2 separate regions of the Homo sapiens genome follow, and region 1 is linked to region 2. A link is a contact called in ENCODE Hi-C or POLR2A ChIA-PET data. All regions are on one chromosome and are shown on one strand. Each heading gives the region's core, a stretch centred on a gene start or an enhancer-like site at or near the end of the contact. The rest is flanking DNA. Distances are from core to core; before and after follow the strand shown. Region 1 overlaps SVOP (SV2 related protein). Region 2 holds the start of CORO1C (coronin 1C).

What was found. A loop is a pair of places that touch in the nucleus more often than their neighbours do. ChIA-PET counts read pairs that join two places held with the same protein, here RNA polymerase II (POLR2A). Pooled maps may share reads with other maps.
Region 1: a pooled map shows a loop between it and region 2 (2.6-fold over the local background). The contact joins the enhancer-like site here to the promoter of CORO1C in region 2. A Hi-C loop is called at or near these places in 1 of 168 maps with a recorded cell type or tissue (cardiac septum) and 3 of 50 pooled maps. POLR2A ChIA-PET finds 5 or more read pairs at or near these places in 2 of 52 experiments (Caco-2 and K562).

The regions. Positions count from the first base shown.
Region 1 is chr12:108,928,530-108,933,491 of GRCh38, forward strand. The region is part of intron 11 of SVOP (SV2 related protein); the gene reads right to left. Among named protein-coding and RNA genes, the nearest start is that of DAO, 51 kb to the left of the region's middle. Within about 2 kb of position 1,807, at least 3 of the 41 ENCODE cell types and tissues checked have a DNase peak (open chromatin) inside an H3K27ac peak, as active enhancers do.
Region 2 is chr12:108,728,893-108,733,658 of GRCh38, forward strand. It overlaps CORO1C (coronin 1C), which reads right to left and starts at 2,626. Exons shown (of 11, transcript NM_014325.4): 1 at 2,537-2,626. LOC105369969 (a long non-coding RNA gene) reads left to right here and starts at 4,517. Exons shown (of 3, transcript XR_945328.4): 1 at 4,517-4,560. RefSeq lists silencers at 1,905-2,184, 2,375-2,884 and an enhancer at 2,497-3,300.

The sequences.
Region 1 (4,962 bases), core at 557-3,056, 200 kb after region 2:
CCCCTGAAGCAGGTCATAAAACCCAGACGGATTTTCTGATTTTTTTTTTTTTTTTGAGACAGAACCTCACTCTGTCACCCAGGCTGGAATGCAGTGGTACAATCTCGTCTCACAGCAAGCTCCGCTTCTCAGGCTCAAGCGATCCTCCCAGTTCAGCCTCCCAAGTAGCTGGGAACACAGATGCACGCCACCACACTCGGCTCAGTTTTTGTAGTTTTGATAGAGACAGGGTTTCACCATATTGCCCAGGCTGGTCTCGAACTCCTGAGTTCAAGCAATCTGCCCGCGTCAGCCTCTCAGAGTGCTGGGATTACAGGCATGAACCACCATGCCCGGCCATTTTATGACTTTATTTTGAAGCAAATCATAAAACCCTCAGGTGAGAGGTGCCCTGCCTATACCCAGAGAAAAAGAAAATCCTTATCTCCAAAGACACAGGGACAGAAAAGAATCTGAACAGGCCTTGCTGACTTTCCCCCAGTTTGTTACCACTAGGTCACACTCTTCGTCCTGTCATATTTCTCTACGACTCTCCACTGTTCATCAAATCTGGCACAAAGATACTCAGGCTTAACCATTTCTCCAGGTCTTCCTTTCCTTATGAAGGCTCCTATGCCACATCAAACTTAGATGAAATACGTTCATATGCTTTTCTTAATCTGTCTTTTGTTATAGGGGCCTCAGTCATAAAACCAGGATGAATAGAAGGAAAGATATGCTTCCTCCCCTATACTTGCCTTCAGCAATAGTCCTTTTTAAATATTTATTTATTTAGTTAGTTAGTTAGTTAGTTAGCTAGTTATATTTTTAGAGACAGGGCCTCGCTCTGTTGCCCAGGCTGGAATGCAATGGTGTGATCACACCTCACTGCAGCTTTGACTTCCCCAGGCCCAGACAATCCTCCTGCCTCAGCCTCCTGAGTAGCTGGGACCACAGGCATGCGAATTTTTTCTACATTTTGTAGAAATGGGGTCTCACTATGTTGCCCAGGCTGGTCTTGAACTCCTGAGCATAAGCAATCCTCCCACTTTTGCCTCCCAAGGTGCTGGGATTACGAGTATGAGCCTGGCCCAGCAATAATCCTATCAAGTCGGTTTAACCAGAAACCATCTTATCCTTGACATTTCCTCTTAGTAATTTTCCATCCACTGACTCCCCCACCCTGCTCCCTGGCTATAAATCCCCACTTTGAATACTTGCGTATACAGAAAGGAGCCCAGTTCTATACTGAGGTCTCTCTCCTCCTATTGCAATTGTTACTAAATGAAATTTTCCTTCACTGCTTTCACTTCTGTCCAGCTCTGGCTTTTTTGGACACTGACACATAGACCAGTACCTGGCGTGTAGAAAATACATACTAAGTAAATGACTTGCCCAAAGTGACACAGGTACTTGGTGCTGGAACCCAGGTCTCCTAATTTCCAGCTGTGGGCTTGTTCTACAGTTTTACTTTCCCACCCAGGTATAAGAGAGAGCTTTTCAACAGGGGTTGGCAAACTCTGACCAAATCTGGTCCCTTGCCTGTTTTTTGCCTGACCTATGTGCTAAAAATGTTTTTTTCGAATGATTTTTAGAAATTAAAAGAAGAGGAAATAATGAGGCATAAAAATGACCCAAAATTCAAATTTGCATGGAAACACAAGCAATGCTTGTTCATTTATATTGTTAAAAGAAAGACCTTGGACAAATTAAATGTAACAGAGTTTAATTGAACAAACAGTAAATCGTGAATCAGGCAGCCCCCAAGCCAGAATAGGGTCAGAGACAGACTGGTACTGCCAAGTGTTTAAAGGTTTATGGACAGAAACAGGAAAGTAACAGAAGACGGAAGTGAGATACAGAAATTGCTGGACTGGTTACAGCTCAGTGTTTGCCTTATTTGAATAGAGTTTGAACAGTTGATTGCTTTTTTTTTTTTTTTTTTTTTAGAGAGAATCTCGCTTTGTTGCCCAGGCTGGAGTGCAGTGGCGTCTTCTCGGCTCACTGCAGCCTCAGCCTCCCCAGTTCAAGCAATTCTGCCTCAGCTTCCTGAGTAGCTGGGATTATAGGCATGTGCCACCACACTCAGCTAATTTTTGTATTTTTAGTAGAGATGGGGTTTCGCCGTGTTGGCCAGGCTGGTCCTGAACTCCTGACCTCAGGTGATCCTCCCACCTCGGCTCCCAAAGTCCTGGGATTACAGGCATGAGCCACTACGCCTGGTGAGTTGACTGCTTTTGAGTGGCGGAAATCAGCGATTGGCACAAGAGTAGATTACAGTCTGTTCACACATCCAGTTAGGTTACAGTTCATACAGCTCACTATGTATGGAGAAACTTTAGGCTGAACTTAAAATATGCAAGGAGGCAGCTTTAGGCTGGACTTAATTTAACAATATGCCGTCCACTGTTGTGCTGCTACAAACAACAGAGTTATGTGGCCTGCAAATCCTAAAATATTTACTACCTGACCTTTTATAGAAAAAGATTGCTAACCCCTGTTTTACGACATTCCCCTGAATCCTTAGTTTAAGCATTAGGATGCTTAGCTTAAGCATTCTACTCTTAGGAGAGGCAATCTGTGCTCAGTCAATACCAAACCCTGTGATTGACTCTACAATCAAAGCACATCAGCAGAGCATTTAACACAGACTCTCCCACACCCCCACAGTGAGATGGGACTCCACTACCTCACTCAATCCTTATACCAATAAACAAAACTATTAACTATGATTATAGAGGCCTAATATAAAAGATAATTGGGCAAACCCCGAACACAAGCAGGAACTTGATTCTTTTATCCTCTAACCTGAGTTCAATGCTGAGAATTTAGTGTTATCTTAAAAGTCAGAATGGCTTAAAAGCACAGGCATAAAAAAGCATATAGACTTTTCTTTGCATTTGTTTCTTTTTGTCCAGAGGTTCCCACCTCCAGCTGCACAATAGAATCACATGGAGAGCTTTTAAAACTTACTAATGCTTGAGCTCCACCTGCTCTCCCAAGTCCTGATTAAATGGGTCTGGGCACTGTTTAAAAGCTTCCCGGCTCTGCATGGTGGCTCACGCCTGTAATCCCAGCACCTCGGGAGGCCGAGGTGGGTGGATCACGAGGTCAAGAGATTGAGACCATCCTGGCCAACATGGTGAAACCCCGTCTCTACTAAAAAATACAAAAAATTAGCTGGGCGTGATGGCGGTCGCCTGTAGTCCCAGCTACTCGGGAGGCTGAGGCAGGAGAATAACTTGAACCCGGGAGGTGGAGCTTGCAGTGAGCCGAGATTGCGCCACTGCACTCCAGCCTGGCGACTGAGCGAGACTCCGTCTCAAAAAAAAAAAAAAAAATGCTTCCCGGGTGAGTCTGTTATGTGGCCGTGGTGGAGAGCCAACTTGGTCCTCAAACTTAATGTGCACATTAGAATTATTGCTCAGGATCATATCCATAAAGCTCTGAGTACTATACTTCGTGAGGGCTCTTTAGGGGATTTGCGATGATAATTTTATTTTTTTATTTTTATTTTTTTTACACACACAGAGTCTCGCTCTCACCCAGGCTGGATTGCCGAGGCACAATCATGGCTCACGGCAGCCTGGAACTCATGGGCTCAGGCAGCCCTTCTGCCTCAGCCTCCCAGCTAGTAGCTAGGACTACAGGCACACACCACCATGCCCAGCTAATTTTTTAAATTTTTTGTAGAGACAGGGTCTTGCCATGTTGTCCAGGCTGTTCTTGAACTCCTGGCCTCAAGTGATCCTCCTGCCTCTTCCTCCCAAACCGCTAGGATTATGGGTGTGAGACACCATACCCAGCCATAATTTTAACCTATATTACATTTTCACCTTAAAATACTATTAGGCCCAGGAGATCAAGGCTGCAGTGAGCTATGATCACACCACTGCTCTCCAGCCTGGGTAACAGAGCAAGACCCTGTCTCAAAAAAAAGAAAAAGTAATGCTATTAGAAAAAATTAACTGAGAGGCCATTAGTCTGAGACAGCTCCAGTGTTGTGGGGTCCTAGGCGAGCAAACTGAAATCAGTTAAGAGTAACTTAACTGCAAACCAAAAATGAAATCCTAAGCTCCCAATCTACTGAACGAATCCCTTCTTGGCCAAGGGGACCCCAGAGAAACCTGAAAAACTGAATTCCGGCCATGATGGGAAGGAGGTTCAGACATACCTCCTTCTTATACCCCCTCCCTCTTGGAGTTTAGGCACAGCTGACCAGCATTAACATTAAAACAAAGATCGTAAGACCGACAAAACAGACTCTTCGTGGCAATCAGATACCAAATTCCAACTTGACTCTAGTAGAACATCACTCAACAGACAGCAGACCCTGAGGGAAATCAAAATATTTTACTCCCAAATATAATTCTTTTTTTTTCGTTTTTGAAATGGAATCTCACTCTGTCGCCTAGGCTGGAGTGCAGTGGTGCAATCTCTGCTCACTGCAACCCCCACCTGCTGAGTCCAAGCGATTCTCCTGGCTTAGCCTCCTGAGTAGCTGGGATTACAAGCACATACCACCGCAACCAGCTAATTTTTGTACTTATAGTGTAGACGGGGTTTTGTCATGTTGGCCAGGCTGGTCTCTAACTCCTGGCCTCAGCCTACCTGCCTCGGCCTCCTAAAGTGCTGGGACTACATGCACGAGCCACCACGCCTGGCCTGCAACTTTTCAGCCTCTTTTCTGTGAATAAATAAATAAATAAGTAAATTTAACTAACATGCTATTTCTTTTTGCACCTGTAGTCCCAGCTACTTTGGGGGCTGAAGTAGGAAGATCTCTTGAGCCCAGGAGGTGGAGGCTGCAGTGAGCCATGACTGTGCCACTGCACTCCACCCTGGGTGAAAGAATGAGACCTTGTCTCAAAAATAATAATAATAATAGGCCAGGCACAGTGGCTCACACCTGTAATCCCAGCACTTTGGAAGTCCAAGGCAGTCAGATCATCTGAGGTCAGGAGTTTGAGACCTGCCTGGCCA
Region 2 (4,766 bases), core at 1,376-3,875:
GGAAAACAAGCTTAAGAGGTTTTATCACATGGATTTGTACCTTGAAAATGCAAGTAGCTCTCAAATTTATTATTGCCCCACCCCTGGAAAAGAGGTCAAAGGTAAAACAGACCAATTAATAATATGTTTCTAAAGTACCAGTTTGTGACAAATCAAAATATGAGAAATTAAAATTTTGCCATCATAAAGAAGAGACTCGTCGACATACCCACTTATATAACTAAGAATTGATATTCATCCTTTTGAACATTCCATCTCATAGTCGTTAGAGTGACTCTCTTCCTCATGGTTGGAGTGGATCCCAGAAGTGACAGATAAGTTAAACATAAAACTTTTATCAAAAAATCCAACGGTGTTTAAAAAAATGCTATTCACTGACACCGAATCTAATCCTAAACTATATATAAATAAGTATAAATGCTGATTAGCACAATCTGCAGGCAAAGTAACAAAGGATCATGAAAAAGTCAATATTGTGTGCAGTTATGTTTCATCGGTATGTATCTATTAAAATTCATCAGGCTTTAATGTACCTTCCACAAGTAATCAAAATAAATATGGACAAGATAGGTTCTATATTTGTCAAAAATGTGTGCTCCTGACGTTTATACCAAATCTTTGTCCAATCCTCAGTACACACGACTAACCTCCACCACGAAACACTGCACTTCAAGACCTAAGGTACAACACAATTCTCAGTTTTATTTCACTTTTTTCCCTACTTATTTATGCGATTTCTCAGATCCAATGTTTACTATTATGCTTCATAGCCAAACATTATGACTGTGAAACATACCTCCAAACCAAAAATACTAGTTTCCTTAAATCATCTGAAATGTATAGAACCAAGTCCAAAATAGATTTTGCACATTTCTTCAGTTTTACAGGGAATGCAGAAAGTGAATTAATATTAAACAGGTATCTATTTGCCTTCACAACTGAACAGACGGTACAAAGCAACTGCTTATACTTAATCATGTTTCTGTCTATTCCAGCAGGCCCTGGTGTCAGGAGAACGTTCTGCCAGATAAGGACAATGAGATGCATTATTATATAGAGTGACTAAGAGCCCTACAAGTACTGTTTTAGAATGTAATCCCAGGCAGAAAGGCTGCGGTAAGAGGGCCTAATATTTTGTGGTAACTATTTCCAAAAGTAAATATATTCGCCACCCAGGACCAGTTTATTAAACGCGCACTACATTCAATTCTTTTCAAATGTCTTATAGGAGGGAAAAGCCTTTGTATCTTACCATGCCGGGGGAAATGAACAACTTGCAATTTGCTTCGCACTCTGAATCCCACGTTTGCAACATGTAGAGCAAGCACTTTAGACACCACAAAACAAGGGCAGCCTACATTACGGCCAAATATAGGATGTGTTTCTAAATCGTGATGCAGTAAAGCCTACGATTCCTTTTCCAGCGTTCAAAATCCTTTGAACACTCCCAAAAAAGGATGCCAGGGCCAGCGCCTCCCTCCAAGAGGAAGCCCCTTTCTTCTCAGCTCTCACCGCAGCCTGCCACTTCCCCCAACACATTCAAATCATTTGAGAGACGGAGAGCTGGGGAGCGTGCGCCGGTGGGGACAGGCGGGAGAGCTCGGTTTCTGCATTCCCACCCTCCACGTCTGACCTCATCCTCAGTCATTTCGGCGCAGCGGGGCCCCACCTGCACCTCGCTCCTTTTTACTGCGTCCCTCGCCAGCTGCCCCGCTATTAGGGAAACACACCTCTGAATCACCCAGTTCACTCGGACACCCTGGGCCCCCGATCCGACAGCCTTCCTGCTTCGTTCCTCCCCTCCCAACCCCCAGCCAGTCCCAGCCCTCTGCTCCCTTGGCCGGGCTCAGCCTCTTCCCAAGCCGCCCCCACCCACATTACTCCAGCTCCAGCTCTGCCCCGCCCCGCCTGACCCCCAACCGAGATCTGCAGGGCCCAGAGCTGGTCTCGCACCCAAAGCCAGGAAACCCGCAGGCCAGGCGGCCGCCCTCGCCCCTCCCGACGCAGGGCCCAGCTCGCCCCGGCCCCACGTGAGCCCGGCCCCTACCCGCCCCCACCCACTCGTTCCCTGGGGCGGCCCAAACCCAGTCCCCAGGCCTGGAGCCCCCGGGCTCTACGCCTCGCCCGAAGCAGCCCTTCCCTCCCAGCACCTCGCCCAAGCAGGCGATCCCTGACCCCTAAAAGCCTTCCCTGGGCAGCCTCGTCCCACCTCGGCCCGCGGCTCCGCACCCGGCCAGGAGCGTTCCGGACCTCGAAAGCCTCCTCCCCACAGGGACCCTGCTTCACGCTCCCCACGCCACCTGGTTCGGTCCCCAACTCCCTTTCCCCGAGCCCCCGACAGCAGCCCCCGGCCCTAACCCCTTGCAACCCAGCCCGTGAACCCGCGCCCCGCGCGCCCACCCAGCACTGTCCCCTCCACCTAGCCCTGCCCCTCGCCCCGCCGGCTCCTGTCAGGCGGCGCAGGCACATGCTCAGAGGACAGGTCCGCCCGCCCGACTCGCTCTCAGGCTGCCCCCGCCGGGCGCGAGCCGCTCACCCGGGCCGAGGTGCCTGAGGCGCCGCCGCCGAAGTCCCCGCTGCAAAGCCGGGCGAAGCCTCCAACCGCTGCCGCCTCCAGCCTGGCACTGAGCGCCGTGCGGGGGAGGGGCGCGGGCAGCCGCCACCGCCCCCGCCACCGCGCGTAGGCCCCGCCCCCGCGCCGCGCGGGACCCAACCAGGGCTGCCGGGCCGCTGTGCGCCACGCCCACTTCCGGAGGGGAAGCCCGCTTCCCACCCCACGTTCCACGCCTCGCTACGCCCCCTCTGGTCGCACCGAGGGATGCAGGCGGTGCCCAAGCGCACGCCCCGCTCTCCAGTCATCTGAGTGGTAGAGGGCCACGCCCACAGGCGCCTCCGAGCAACGCCCACTGCTCCTTAGACCCCGGAGCGGGGTTCTTAGAGCCCCGCCCACTGACCCGCTAGGCTCTGCAAGGCCACGTCCCCTGGCTCCTCAAAGATTCCCCCAGAGCCCCTCAATACAGGAACATTAGCTCCTCTGAGCCCCGCGCACTGCCTATCCGAGTCCTTAAACCAGCCTCCTGCTTCCCTAAGCCCGGCTCCCCTCCCACTGCTTCAGAACTCGCCCAGCGGCCTCACAAAGCCCCGCCCCGTCTTCCAGAAGCCCCGCCCAAGGACCGCAACCCTATTCCTAGCATCTCAAGCCCCGCCCACTACCCCATCTCAACGTTTAAACCCCAAGCCCCGCCCCGAATTCGCGAATCCACGCCTCTGGCTCCCGAGGCTCCGCCCTGGCTCCGTCACACCCTACCACCACCTCCCTTGAGGACTGCCGACGTTCCAGCCCTCCCTGAACCGTCCATTGTCACATTCCTAGTGCAGAGTGGCCGCCCCTGGGCTGGGCCACACCCACGTAACCCCAAAGAGGGCCCGTGATTGACCCCATTTCGCAGGTGAGGGAATGGAAACTTCAGGGTTCCTCCCTTCCTTTCCCTGGCCAGAGTCCCTTAATAACTCGGCGGCCCAGGCCTGAAAGTCGGAGCACGGGAATTTGAGCCTCAGCTCTGCGGCCGTCAGACTGTGTGACCTGGGACAGTTCTCTTACCTCTTTGGGCCTGAGTCCCCTAATCTTCAGCATGAAGAAGTTGTCCTGTTAATAGCTAAAGTCCCTTTCTGAAACACCAAGCTCTGAAATACCGAGATTTGAGGAAACAGAGCCTGGGGAACCGAACCGACTGTGGGGTAGGGCTATTTACTTCCCAAAGCAAGGCATCTTTGCCATTCACAGGGGGATTTTTTATTTTAAGCGTCAGCCTCAGAAACGTGTGTTATTTAAATCAAGCTTGACCTGAACTAAGACAGCTATCACAGCAAATTATTTATCCTCTCTAAGGGTCAGTTTCTTTATCTGTAAAATGGGGATAACAGCCCCTCCCTCACAGGGTTCCATGAGATCATATTAGCAGCCATGATCGTGGCATTACTTTTTGCCATTAAAAGGAATGGCAAAAACCGCGATTACTTTTGCACCAGGATAATAGTAATATACTTAGAAGAGTTCCTGGCTTGTGATAAACGCTCGACAGTACCTGTTGCTGCTACTGCTGGGACTCAACAAAATGAAAGGATGGGTTTTATTTTGCCTTCAAGCAGCCACTCCTAATAGGAGGAATTCAGCACCCTTCCTGCAGTAAGATTTGCCACTCACTTTATTTAAATGAGATAAACGTGATGAAACGCCTACTGCAGTGCCTGCCATATGGTGAGGCTCAAAAACAATTCACTTGTTTTTGTTTGTTTGAGACACAGTCTTGCTCTGTCGCTCAGGCTGGAGTGCAGTGGGGCAGTCCACGGCTCACTGCAGCATGGACCTCCCGGGCTCAAGTAATCCTCCCACCTCAGCCTCCCACGTAGCTGAGACTACAGGCACGCGCCACCATGCCCAGCTAAATTCTTAACATTTTTCTGTAGAGATGAAGTCCTGCTATGTTGCCCAGGCTGGCCTCAAACTCCTGAGCTCAAGAGATCCTCCCACCTCGGCCTCCCAAAGTGTTGGGATTACAGGTATGAGCCACTGTGCCCACAATTCAATAGTTTTGAACAATAAAAGTTGTTTTTTTAAAATCCACTAGTTAATAAATTAAACAGGGGCATTGATAGCAGTGAGTTCTGAGTGCTTTGGGGAAAATGAAGATTGGTAAAGTGCTTTGAGTTCCTTTTTTTTTGAGACGGAGTCTTGCTCTGTCGCCCAGGCTGGAGTACAGTGGCGC